Linked DNA regions of Homo sapiens: region 1 is linked to region 2. A link is a loop called in an ENCODE intact Hi-C map of the cell type or tissue named here. Cell type or tissue: GM12878. All regions are shown on one strand. Each heading gives the region's core, and the rest is flanking DNA. Links, peaks and the distances in the headings are about the cores only. Region 1 has its middle 15 kb from the start of CCL1. Region 2 overlaps LOC107985038 (a long non-coding RNA gene).

What was found. Peaks named below come from ENCODE experiments on the same cell type or tissue, not always from the same donor. Only the 100,000 strongest peaks of a DNase experiment are listed, where the experiment ranks them.
Region 1: a loop joins it to region 2, with 3 times the contacts of the local background. A loop is called at or near these places in 1 of 110 quality-filtered maps.

Annotation. Positions count from the first base shown.
Region 1 is chr17:34,375,820-34,381,201 of GRCh38, reverse strand. No RefSeq gene overlaps it. Among named protein-coding and RNA genes, the nearest start is that of CCL1, 15 kb to the right of the region's middle. In GM12878, for the core only: a CTCF peak has its summit at 2,440; DNase peaks (open chromatin) are centred at 2,331 and 3,891; H3K27me3 peaks cover 39 bases.
Region 2 is chr17:33,961,181-33,966,562 of GRCh38, reverse strand. The region is part of intron 1 of LOC107985038 (a long non-coding RNA gene); the gene reads left to right. It also overlaps a transcript of ASIC2 not described here. Among named protein-coding and RNA genes, the nearest start is that of LINC01989, 220 kb to the left of the region's middle. RefSeq lists an enhancer at 1,662-1,861. In GM12878, for the core only: a CTCF peak has its summit at 2,038 (motif pointing left); DNase peaks (open chromatin) are centred at 1,982 and 3,112; H3K27ac peaks cover 1,820 bases.

The DNA of each region.
Region 1 (5,382 bases), core at 261-5,260, 410 kb before region 2:
CATTCTTTTGTATTTACAGTTTATCAGTTGTTAATTTTCTCTGTTCAACTGTAGTACAATAGATGCAGTGATTTAACATTTACAATTTTCACATATGGTATATTTCAGAAATTTGAAATTAAGCAACAATCTCAAAGAGTGGAGAAAGTAAGGACTCCTCGAGAAATCTTAATAGGGGACTAGGTCCCTTTGGAATTGTCAGTGGGTTCACTGCCTTACATCCTGATATCTGTGTCCAAGGTGAGGTTCTGAGGGGTAAAGGTAAATACAAATTGAAGAGCACTCTCTAAGCTGAAAGAAAGTCATGTCTGTTATGATTCATTCCCAGTTTGGTTTTGGATGGCATTGGAGAATGCTGTGAGCACTGCCGCATTGCTGTGCTGATTTAGGCAGTTTCGCCACCAGCCTGGAAAAGGAGACATGGGCTCTGCGCTCTACCCTTGCTCCCTGGTAAGTCGCTAAGCTCTGAACTTTGCTCCCTAAACTTGAAGTGGTCCTTTATTCACAAAGGGGGAATTACTTGAAAATGTCAGATGAGACATCTATAATTTGTTGCTTTAAATAAAATAGAAGCAAAATGCTAAAAAGGTTACCTTGAATTTTAATACCTGTGAAAGGTCCATGTTTCAGCTTTCTTCCAATAGCCAAACCATATTCTACCTTGTGCCTTATAGCCAAGCAAGGCTAAAAGCTCCCTGTTTTAAGTGTTTGCTGTTTATTTTATTTTGGGACAAGAGGGAAAAGGGGCAAAGTGTGAAGGTGAGGAAAAGGTTACCACCTCACAAATATTTTCATTTATCTTGAATGTTAATATCTAGTGCAGTGCCATTGACAACAGTAACTTTACGTAAGAGGAAACATCAAACTCTCCCTTGGGTGGGCCCAAAAAAAGTGATGTATCCTGGACCACATTTGTGCTTTTTATGTATTCCCAGACGTATGGTAGGGCACCTACATTGATAATTGGTCTTTGTTCCAAATTGCGTAAACATTGGGGAAAAAAAAAACAAACTTACATTTGTTGCCTTTCGGTGTATGCCAAAGAAAAGTGAGAATGTTCACGAAATTCTCTTTGGCATAATCTTAGTTAAACTGACAACATGCATAACTTGCCTGCAGAACATGAGGCAAGTACAGTCATTCTTTCATTCACAGGAATTTTGTGGTTTTCTGACATGTGTCTCCACTGTAGATATTACTACTACTCTGCAGTTGGAAACTTATCTTTTTCTAACTAATTAACTAAGTAAGGCCTGGAGAAAAATGAATTTACATGTTTCATTAATTACATAAGGGTCCATTTTACAGCCTTAATAGCCAGGCGGAGTAAGTGGACCAAATTATGGAGAATGGGTACATTTTGTAAAAATACTTAAAAGTACCATTGCGGAGAGAGTGACAGTTTCAAAAAGCTTGTTTTTAATGTTGACAAAAATCATGATCAGAATTTGCTTCCATTTACTATAATTCAGGGGTCAAAAACTGAAAAGCTGAAATACCTTCAGAGTCCCAGGAGGAGCTGACTATGACTAGAAAACGCATGGCATCTAAAGGGGACAGGCAGGGTGTTAATTTGCTCCAGGTGATAGGCAGCAAGCAGGAGTTACATTGTGTCATCTACTTTTCTAATTGATCAAGGAAGGCCGGAGATTTTATGAGATTTGATGTTTGAATTTTGAAGATTAAACGCTTTCAATAAAATATGTGCTCCAACAATATATGGTGGGCTGAGGCTTAGACTACTGGTTTGCATCTTCTAATGTAATTGAATTACTTTCGCCCCTTCCTAACTTATTTGAAGTTTGGTTTTAAGCAAATGCATTTGTGGTTTTGATGAACATCATATGGCCAATAACTTTTTAAAAGCATCTGTGAAACAATTCTAACTGGTTTGAATTTGGAAAAAAAAATCAAAAAAGGTGGCTTAATTTCACAGGTTTCTTTAAAGGGCATCTGCCAAGTAGAAGACTGGCAAGAAAAAATTGGTTCCTAAGGAAGAAGTACAGGTAGTAGGTTGCGTAGTTTGAGGACAGGGATTTTATCCACAAGGAGGTAATTATATGACCTGCTGCTACCTTTCTTAGGGCCTTCTGATTATATAGTAACCTGTTTCCTTGCTACTTTGCTTTGGTTCAAGCAGTTTCTTCTGCAGGTTTTCTCATAAATGAAAACACTGCAAGAATACCAAAGACAGCAATGTTTGTGTTAGTGATTTAAAACATCTGCATGGGGCCAACATCGATTACTGAAAGTCAACTAATGAGAATTAGAGACTTCTGAAGTATACCTGTTTGCTTACGGGTCTCACTTTGAGGTGGCTGGAAGGTTTCGAAAGAATAGTTTTTCTTGTTTTTTTTTTTTTCTGTTTCGTTTTTGCTCAAGTTCCTCTTTCTGAGATCTGGAGACTGTCCGCGGTTCCCTGCTCACTGTTGTCCCTGGAGTCTGCCTGAAAGAAAGCATTTTTTAAAACTGTTGAAATATTTTGCAGTTTTCTACACTGTATTTGTAAATATTTATCTTTTGCTAAGTTTCTGTTTCTTTATCTTCTGGACTTAAAATTTGCGGCAGTTCTTAGGGTAGCATTGCATGTTGTAGAAATTGATAATTGCATTGAGTTACTCATTATAGTATGTAACTCTGGGGTGGAGTTTGTTTAATGTGTACAGGGACTAGAAGGTCAATAAAAATGAAAATGGTTGTCTGGATAGTGGAGCTACTACAATTTGTTAAACCTATACATCTTTTCAATAAAAATATTAACATACTTTTTAAGGAGACAACTTAAAAACAAGTTACAAATGGGAGATTATGTTGCAATACACATACCAAAAGGATTAATATAAGAACATATCAAGAGCTCCTTCAAATCTGCAGGAGGCTCTATTCTCATTTAAAAGGGTTTAGAATGTATTTCTTCACACCGTTGACTTTGAGGTTGGCCATGTACCTCCCTTGAGCCAATAGACTGTTAGCAGATATGGGCCAGGCACGGTGGCTCAGGCCTGTAATCCCAGCACTTTGGGAGGCCGAGGCGGGCGGATCATGAGGTCAGGAGATCGAGACCATCCTGGCTAACACGGTGAAAACCTGTCTCTACTAAAAATACAAAAAATTAGCCGGGTGTTGTGGCGGGTGCCTGTAGTCCCAGTTACTCAGGAGGCTGAGGCAGGAGAATGGTGTGAACCCGGGAGGTGGAGCTTGCAGTGAGCTGAGATCGCGCCACTGCACTCCAGCCTGGGTGACACAGTGAGACTGTCTCAGAAAAAAAAAAAAGAATGTTAGCAGATATGACATGCCAGATCCCAGCAGAAGCTTTGAAAGCATTGCAAGTTTCTGATAATCCTCTTTCTCTTGGACCCTCTGCCAGTAGAATGTCCTGTCCTGAGCAAGAGCTGTTCCTTTAGCTGGACCCTGGAATTGGGAAGACTTGTGACAAAGACTGACATGACCCACAGCTTAATGAAGGGCTGCAGTTGGCCCGCAGACTTAAGAGCAAAAAAGAGAAATGTTTCTTGTTATCAGCCACAGATATTTTGGGGTTGCTTGTTGCTGCAGCAAAAGCTGGCCGATACAGAAATTAATACCTAGAAGAGAGAAATTGCTCTAACCAAAGGATAAGATGTACAGATTTGGCTTTGCAGCTGGGTGGCAGACAGCAGAGAAATTATTATAGGGGCTAGAGAAATGGCAACCTATGGAATGCTGTAGTGAAACATTTGGTAAAACTGTCACATATGATAACTCGGAGGGCAGAAAATAAACCTACTGAATTTATAGCTTTGGGAGAAGAGGTTTTGAGACAGAATTGGTTAGTGTGAGTTAGCTTTTACTAGCTACATTTCATGAGGTACTACAAGAAAGAAATGATGTCAGCAAAGGGCAGGCTCATTTGCAAGTGGAACTGAAAGGGAATATAGAAAGTCTAGAAATGCTAGGGCTAAGAGTGTTGAAAGATGCAATAATCTCTCACTTCCAACCTCTGTGGTTAAAAAAATTCTCAAAATAATACATAGCTTTAAGGCACAAAACAAAACAAAGGCATGGCTATGAACACTTAGCCTGGAGACCAAGACCAAATCCAGGGCACAACTGTCACTGCCTTTGTTAAGACTTCTGATAAGAATACGGCACTCCCAGGGAATCCTGTCCATTAGACAGAATGTCTCATGGAAAGGTCTCCTAAAGCCTGATGATGTCAGAGTACTTGAAACTACATATAGAGGGAGAGCAAGACATGTCTCAAAATGAATTGTGGATTTGGCTACTGACATTTCGAAAAGGGTTTTCGAGAGAGTTACATTGCTGAAAGTGCTGCCAGCCTAGGTTAAATAAGACTGATTTTTAAGGACATGAAAGGATCTTGAGCGATAGTATTCTACAGGCAGGAAGCAGGCCAAAGAGGTTGATGAGAAAAATACAAACACCCAAAAGAAAAATGGGAAAAACTAGGAATAGATATTTCACAGAGGAGGGGACACTTAGAGCTGATAGATATAACTTTCTCATGACAGTGAATATTCTGACCCAGAAATTCTGCTTTTCATATATACCTAATGGAAGTCTTGCATATATAAGAATGTTCGTGTGTCAGAATGTTCAGAACTGTTTACAATGACAAAATTCTGGAAAAGACTCAAATGCCCATCAAAAGAGAGTGACTATATAAACAATAGAATGTTTATCCAATGGAATATAATATGGCATTTAAAACAAATGAACTGCAGCGATAATGATACATGATAATGATAATGTCCTAGATATTAACAAAATACTATTCAACAAATAAGTCCCTATAAACAGTGTGATAAATAAACAGTATGATACCCTTTTTATAAAGTAAAAATAACTAAGGTAAAAAATATATATATACATTTTAGAAACACACATCACACATTGGTCAAATATATGGAAAAGAGAAAGTAAGGGAGATTGAGGTCTTGGTTTCCTTAGGTTGGGGGAGTCAGGGAAAGCAGTATAGAGGGAAAATATGGTGGATGTATCTTATTGTCAAGATCCTTGCTTTTATTTTGAGTGGTGGTTTACATGGGTTTATGGATTTATTAAAAATAACTAAAACTTCAAAGGCTGATTTTTTTTTAGAAGTATAGCATATTAACGTTGAAAGGGTCCTAAGAAGTTGATTAGTTCTTCTCTCTTATTTTCCAAATGAGAACACTGAAGCCCAGTTTGGGAGAGTGGCTGGCCCGATTACACAATCAATGAGAGTGGCAGAGCCCATCCTGGAGACTGGCGAGATGAAACTTGTTTCTCTTGTCTTCCTCTTACTCTGTACTGGCACACCTGAGCCAAAGCTGCATCCTTCTTTCCCCTGGTCCCTCACATCTAACTCACCAGTCAGTCCTGCTCTACCTTTATGACATA
Region 2 (5,382 bases), core at 76-5,075:
TCTTGCTTTAATTCCTGATTCTTGGATCTTTTTAGTGAGTTACATTCTATGATGTTACCAGTTTTTATGGCGGTTCGGATATGTTTGTTTTCAGAATGAATGTGGTATTATATAAGCTACTTTACATACATTATCTCCTTTTAATCCTCATAGGATTCTCCATGGAATAGTGATATTTCCATTTTTGGATGGGATGCTCAGAGACGTTAGGTAATTTACCCAAGGTCACACAGCTACAGAATGACATGGTGGAATTCCAACTCACGCCTGCCTCCTTCCAAAGCCCATGCTATCCTCATTATTTAGCAAAAGCAAGACAGGCAGGACAAATCACCCAAAAGAGCTCCCTTTCACAAAGCTTGGCTCCTCTCCTGTATACCTGCTAACAATACCATCCGCACAGGTACTCAGATGGAGACCAGGGAACACCTTGTTCTACAGAATTGTTCATTGTGGGTAATTTGCTATCTTCATGTTACTAAAATGCCTTGAACAATAGCCCATGTACAGGGGCTTGGGTTCTTCTTCTCTATGCAGAGCCTGCATAGTGAAGGCCTTGGCAGGCTGGCATCTTTCCAGCATTGCAGAGGAGGAGGAGAGCATAGGCAAGTGGTCTGAGCTGGGAGGAGAGGAGCTGAGCTCTATTCCTCCAAGCCACTGCTCCCCTTGGGCTAGTCCCTTCCCTGGCATGAAAGGAAGGTAGCCTAAATGCTCTCACAGGATTCCCCAGATCTCCTGCTACTTCCCCAGGTGGTGGTCAAGGTGAGAAAATACTACAAGAAGCAGCAGAGTGAGGTTCATCAAGAGTGTGCATGCTGGAGCCAATCTGCCTGGGAATTGATCCAGGCTCCGTCACTTCCAAGCCTTGTGATCTATGATATGTTACTTGGCCTCTCTGTGTCTTGCTTTCCTCCTCTTTAAAATGGAAAGAAAAAGAGTACCTATTTCACGAGCAAGGGAGCTAGTACAGATAAGTGTTCATCATTACTCTCATTGCTTATTGTTGTCATTGTTGTATGGGAGGCCGGAACAACCTGAAAAGATGCCACTTCCTCATGAAGTCTGTTCTCATCTGTGACTCTTGGATTATACCCATCCTTTCATGCTTGGCTTTATATTACAATTATTCAGGAGGCTGGCTTACCTTTTTGATAGGCTGGGAACCCTGCAAGGTGTGGCTTCATGTTTATTCTCCATGCTTCATACTATGTAATTAGAAAAAGAAAAAAAATCCACAGTGGAATATAAAGGGCAGGAGCTTTAGAATCAGCAGTATTCAATATAAATCCTAGCTCTGCCATTTACCAGCTGTTTGATCTGAGGCAAGTCGCTTAACCCCTCTGAACCTTGATTTGCTCATCTATAAAGTGGAATATCAGCACTTTTCCCATTAGCTAGTACATGGACATGTTTGACATATGATAGGCATTCAATAAGAGCCGTCTCCCTTCCTTTCCTCTTTCTCATTTTTCACGGCCCCATAGAATGTTGGCCACTAAATGGATTTTAAAAGGAGTATGGAAAGTGGGATTCAGAGGCTCTTGGAACTCCCTGTTCCCCTAACACTCACCCAGCCACCAGTGTAGGGATGAGGTCCGTGAGCACTTTGTCCTGTTAGCCAAGAATTCAACATTTCTCTCTTGGAAATCATAGGCTGGAAGCGAAACTGAGGTCAAGAGAAGAACAGCAACTTTCCCCAAGGCCACAGCAGCAGGACAAGAAGCCTATGTTCTGACTCCAGCCTCAGTTCTCTTCCCACCACCGCAGGCGGCTGCCTTCAATGGAGTGAGGTCTCACTCTAAGCTATTATCAACAAACTTCCCTTTCAAATGAAATAAGAAAGTTCTGGCAACAATCTGAGGGATATGTGGCCAGATGGGGTGTAGCAGCAGAGGGGGTGGTGGTTGGGAGATACTGTCAAGAGGAACTGGGCTTCTAATGACACAAGGATGAAAGTGAAAGAAATCAGCAAGTTCACCTACTTCCTGGTTTTGCAGCGTGGTATCACCTGTCCAGAAGGGAGGTTCTCACTCAGCCACCTTGTGGTGTGAAAGGGAGAATGAAGCTTTTGGTTATTTCCTCATTTTACCATGGTCCTTGACTCTGAGGGACTGGGAGTCCTTTGTAGCCAGGGAATATGTAAGACTACTGAGTGTTCTTGCCAGGCCAATTTAGAGAGGTCTAGTGTCTGATTCCATCACCATTCACCAACTATCTAAACTTGAGCTGGTCTGAGCTCAGATTGTTCCTCTGGGGGAGAGGGGTGAGCCCTGCTCTGCTAACCTGGTCAGGTTGCTGTATGTGTGATAGACTCGTGGAGTCAGAAAGTCGAAGCTGGAGTTGGCTGTACAGGCATCTACTGAAACTGACAAATTGGTTTCATCTAACACGTTCATGCCAGCCAATGGGTAGTGGTTTCCAGGGACAGATTCTGAAGCCTCACCTGGGCATAGCACAAAGAGTGTGGTAACCAATTAGTGATGGCTGCCATGAGCACAGCAATGGGGAGTTGGGCCCTGTATGCTCCATAATTTTCTTTTCTGAGTGCATCCCACAGTTCTATCTTACAAAGGAGACTGAAGCTCAAAGAAAACAAATGACTTTGTCAAGGTCATCCAGTGGCAGAAAGGGTCTCAGTCCCAGATTTCCTAATGCCAAATTTAGCAATCTTTCTTTTAAGAAAGTTGTCAGCTGTAAAATACTTTACAAATGTAAGAATGTCTTCTCATCTTTCTGTTGGCCTTTGTTTTCCTGAAAGTCAGTCACCTCAGTCCTTCTGATTTGCTCCATGAACTAAAGACTCATGTTTGTGAAAACTCTCCGAACTCCCCACTGACAAGACATACTGAGTTTAAAGGTCTCATTCAGACAACAATAAAATTATGACAATGATGGTGATATATATTATGCATATTATTATATATTATATGGAATATACATAATATATAATATAACAATAACATAATTTAAGCACCTGTTATGTGTGAAGTACAGTGGCAGGAGCCAGCCTGCTTTCTTCTCGGTTCTGTCCAATGCATATTTAAGTTACTTCCCCTCTCTGAGCTTCAGTTTTCTCATCTGAGTAATGAAAGCTCAAGAACAGATGCTTCCTTTTTGTGCTGACATTTTTCTCTCTGTGCTTCATATTATCAGCACCTACTCTGCGTCCAGAAATGGGGAAATAGCATGGGGCAGAAACGAAAATGTGAATACTTGGTTCTGTGCTCCTAAGCCACTCACCCTATTCTTCAGGAGGCAAGACAATGGGACCTGATGCACCCAGAAAACAGCGATGCAACGTAGAGAGCAGTGGACTAGAAATGAGATGGGGAGGCTGCGAGATGGGAAGAGGGTTGGTAGAAGTGTAGTTGGGAGCAGAGTCTGGGCACCAGTCCAGGTTGGAAGCCTGACTCCTGCAGTTATGAGCTGTGCAACCCTGGGGCAAGTGGGTGCTGTACACCTCTCTAGATCTCAATGTTCTTATCCTTAAAACTGAGCTCCTCTTACATATGTTTCCGGGAACCTGGGAGGTGGAGAGACCACAAGATGTGCACACATTCAGTGAACAACAAAATAGCTGACACCCCAAGTAGAGATGTGGCAAGGAGTGAAGTGAAAAGAACTTAGGAAGGAAGGGGGATGCAGAATCTGTAGTTGTTGAGGAAGGCTTCCTGTAGGAGGTAGCTTAAGGTCAGCCTCAAGAAATATATTAGTTTGGGCTGGGAGACATGACACTAGTCATTTTTTACTAAAAATGGTTTTTTCCTCTTTGGCCCCCATCTGTGCCTCTTTGGAATGGAGCATGAATATTAAGCACATTTTTCATAGGCACTTCGAAGAAAACTAGACAGTGCAGGCAGTGGCCCGGTGAATCTCTCACATACTTAAAGAGCATCCTGTTGATTTGAGGTGGAGTCAGCTGAGCCTTGGTTATTCTGACTCAGTAGCCCCCAGTACAAGCGAACATGAGCACTTCATTCCTGACCCGAAATGATAACAGAAGAGACATCCCACATTCTACACACCATGGAAAATGTTGTGCAGTTTACAAGGCATTAGAATAGCTTCAGAATTCACTGTGGCTCTGGGATGAAGAACGGACTGAGCCAGCTTTTTCTTTTCCTGGAACATCTGCCTCCCCATCCATCCTGCCATTGGGTCATTCATCCTTGGGTATTAGAGCATCTACTATGTACCAGGCACTATACTCTTTCAAGACTCTATTCCGATGTCACCTCCCCCAGGAGGGCTTTGTTGATACACACCCCTGCCTCAGCTGGCCTCAAAGCTCCTCCTCCATGTTCCAAAGAACCCTATGTTTACTACTACTTATTTTCCCATGTTTTATTTCTGTGCCTCCATCCTCATTTGACTGTGGGGCCCTTGGTCTCTTTCACTAGCAAATGGTAGAATCTCAGTTGGTGTTTGGCAGGCCCACAGAACTGGACTTGTTCATGGGCTTGCATTCTGGGGTGGGAGAAGGCATTGAACACATGGCGGCAAGTGTGCGGAGTGTTAGAAGAAGGAACTGCCGTGAGGTCCTCAGAATGAAAGGCCGGCCTCATCTGGAACCGAGGAATTCCTCCTTGGTGATGTGAGTTTTACGCTGATATTGAAGGATTTGTAGGTGTTAGGTAGCTTCCTGAGTTGGCTTCTCCCCAGCTTGTTCTTACTTCTTCCCAGGGCTACAGTTTGGAAAGTGGAGATGGAGGTTGGAAAGCAACTGTGGAGAGCAATGTTGGGTTCTGAGCTTCCTTGACACCTTCCTGCCTGAAGGGGCAGCCAGGGCTACCTGACTCCCTTTGGTTGACTTTTTTTTCCCTCCCAAATATGTCCCTTATGCTACCCAGCAAGGCAAGCAGGTGGGCTTTTTGAAATTCTTCCTTGGTCTGAGCAATCATCACCTGAGAAGGCAATTATGCAAATCACTCCGTGATCTTCCCAGAACAGCAAGTCTGCTCTGGAGAGAAAATCCAAACAGTAAACACCTCTTTGGCTGCCCCTGTGAGGACGATGCAGGCACCTTGTTTGAGGAGCACCCATTACTATGCAGCTCAGCTTCAGCCAGGTGGAGTTGGAGGGCAGAATTTCCCATGATACTCTCTCAATTCCCAGGGACATAAGCTCGGGCTAAGCTCTCTGCTCTATTCTAGCCTCCAACCACCAACTGTGATGGACCTGTTCAGGATCCACCTGTTAAGGGCCTATCTTCTGCCCCTGTTATCCCTGCTGGGTCCTGCAAAATGCTGAGGCTTTGTCCTACATAAGCAGCATAACTGTGTCCTGAAGCAGTGACCCTGCCCCTGCCAATAGCTGCACATTCCTCTTATGCACTTGGTTCATGGGCTTGGGTGTCTCTTTAAAGATTCTTTTTCTAGCTTT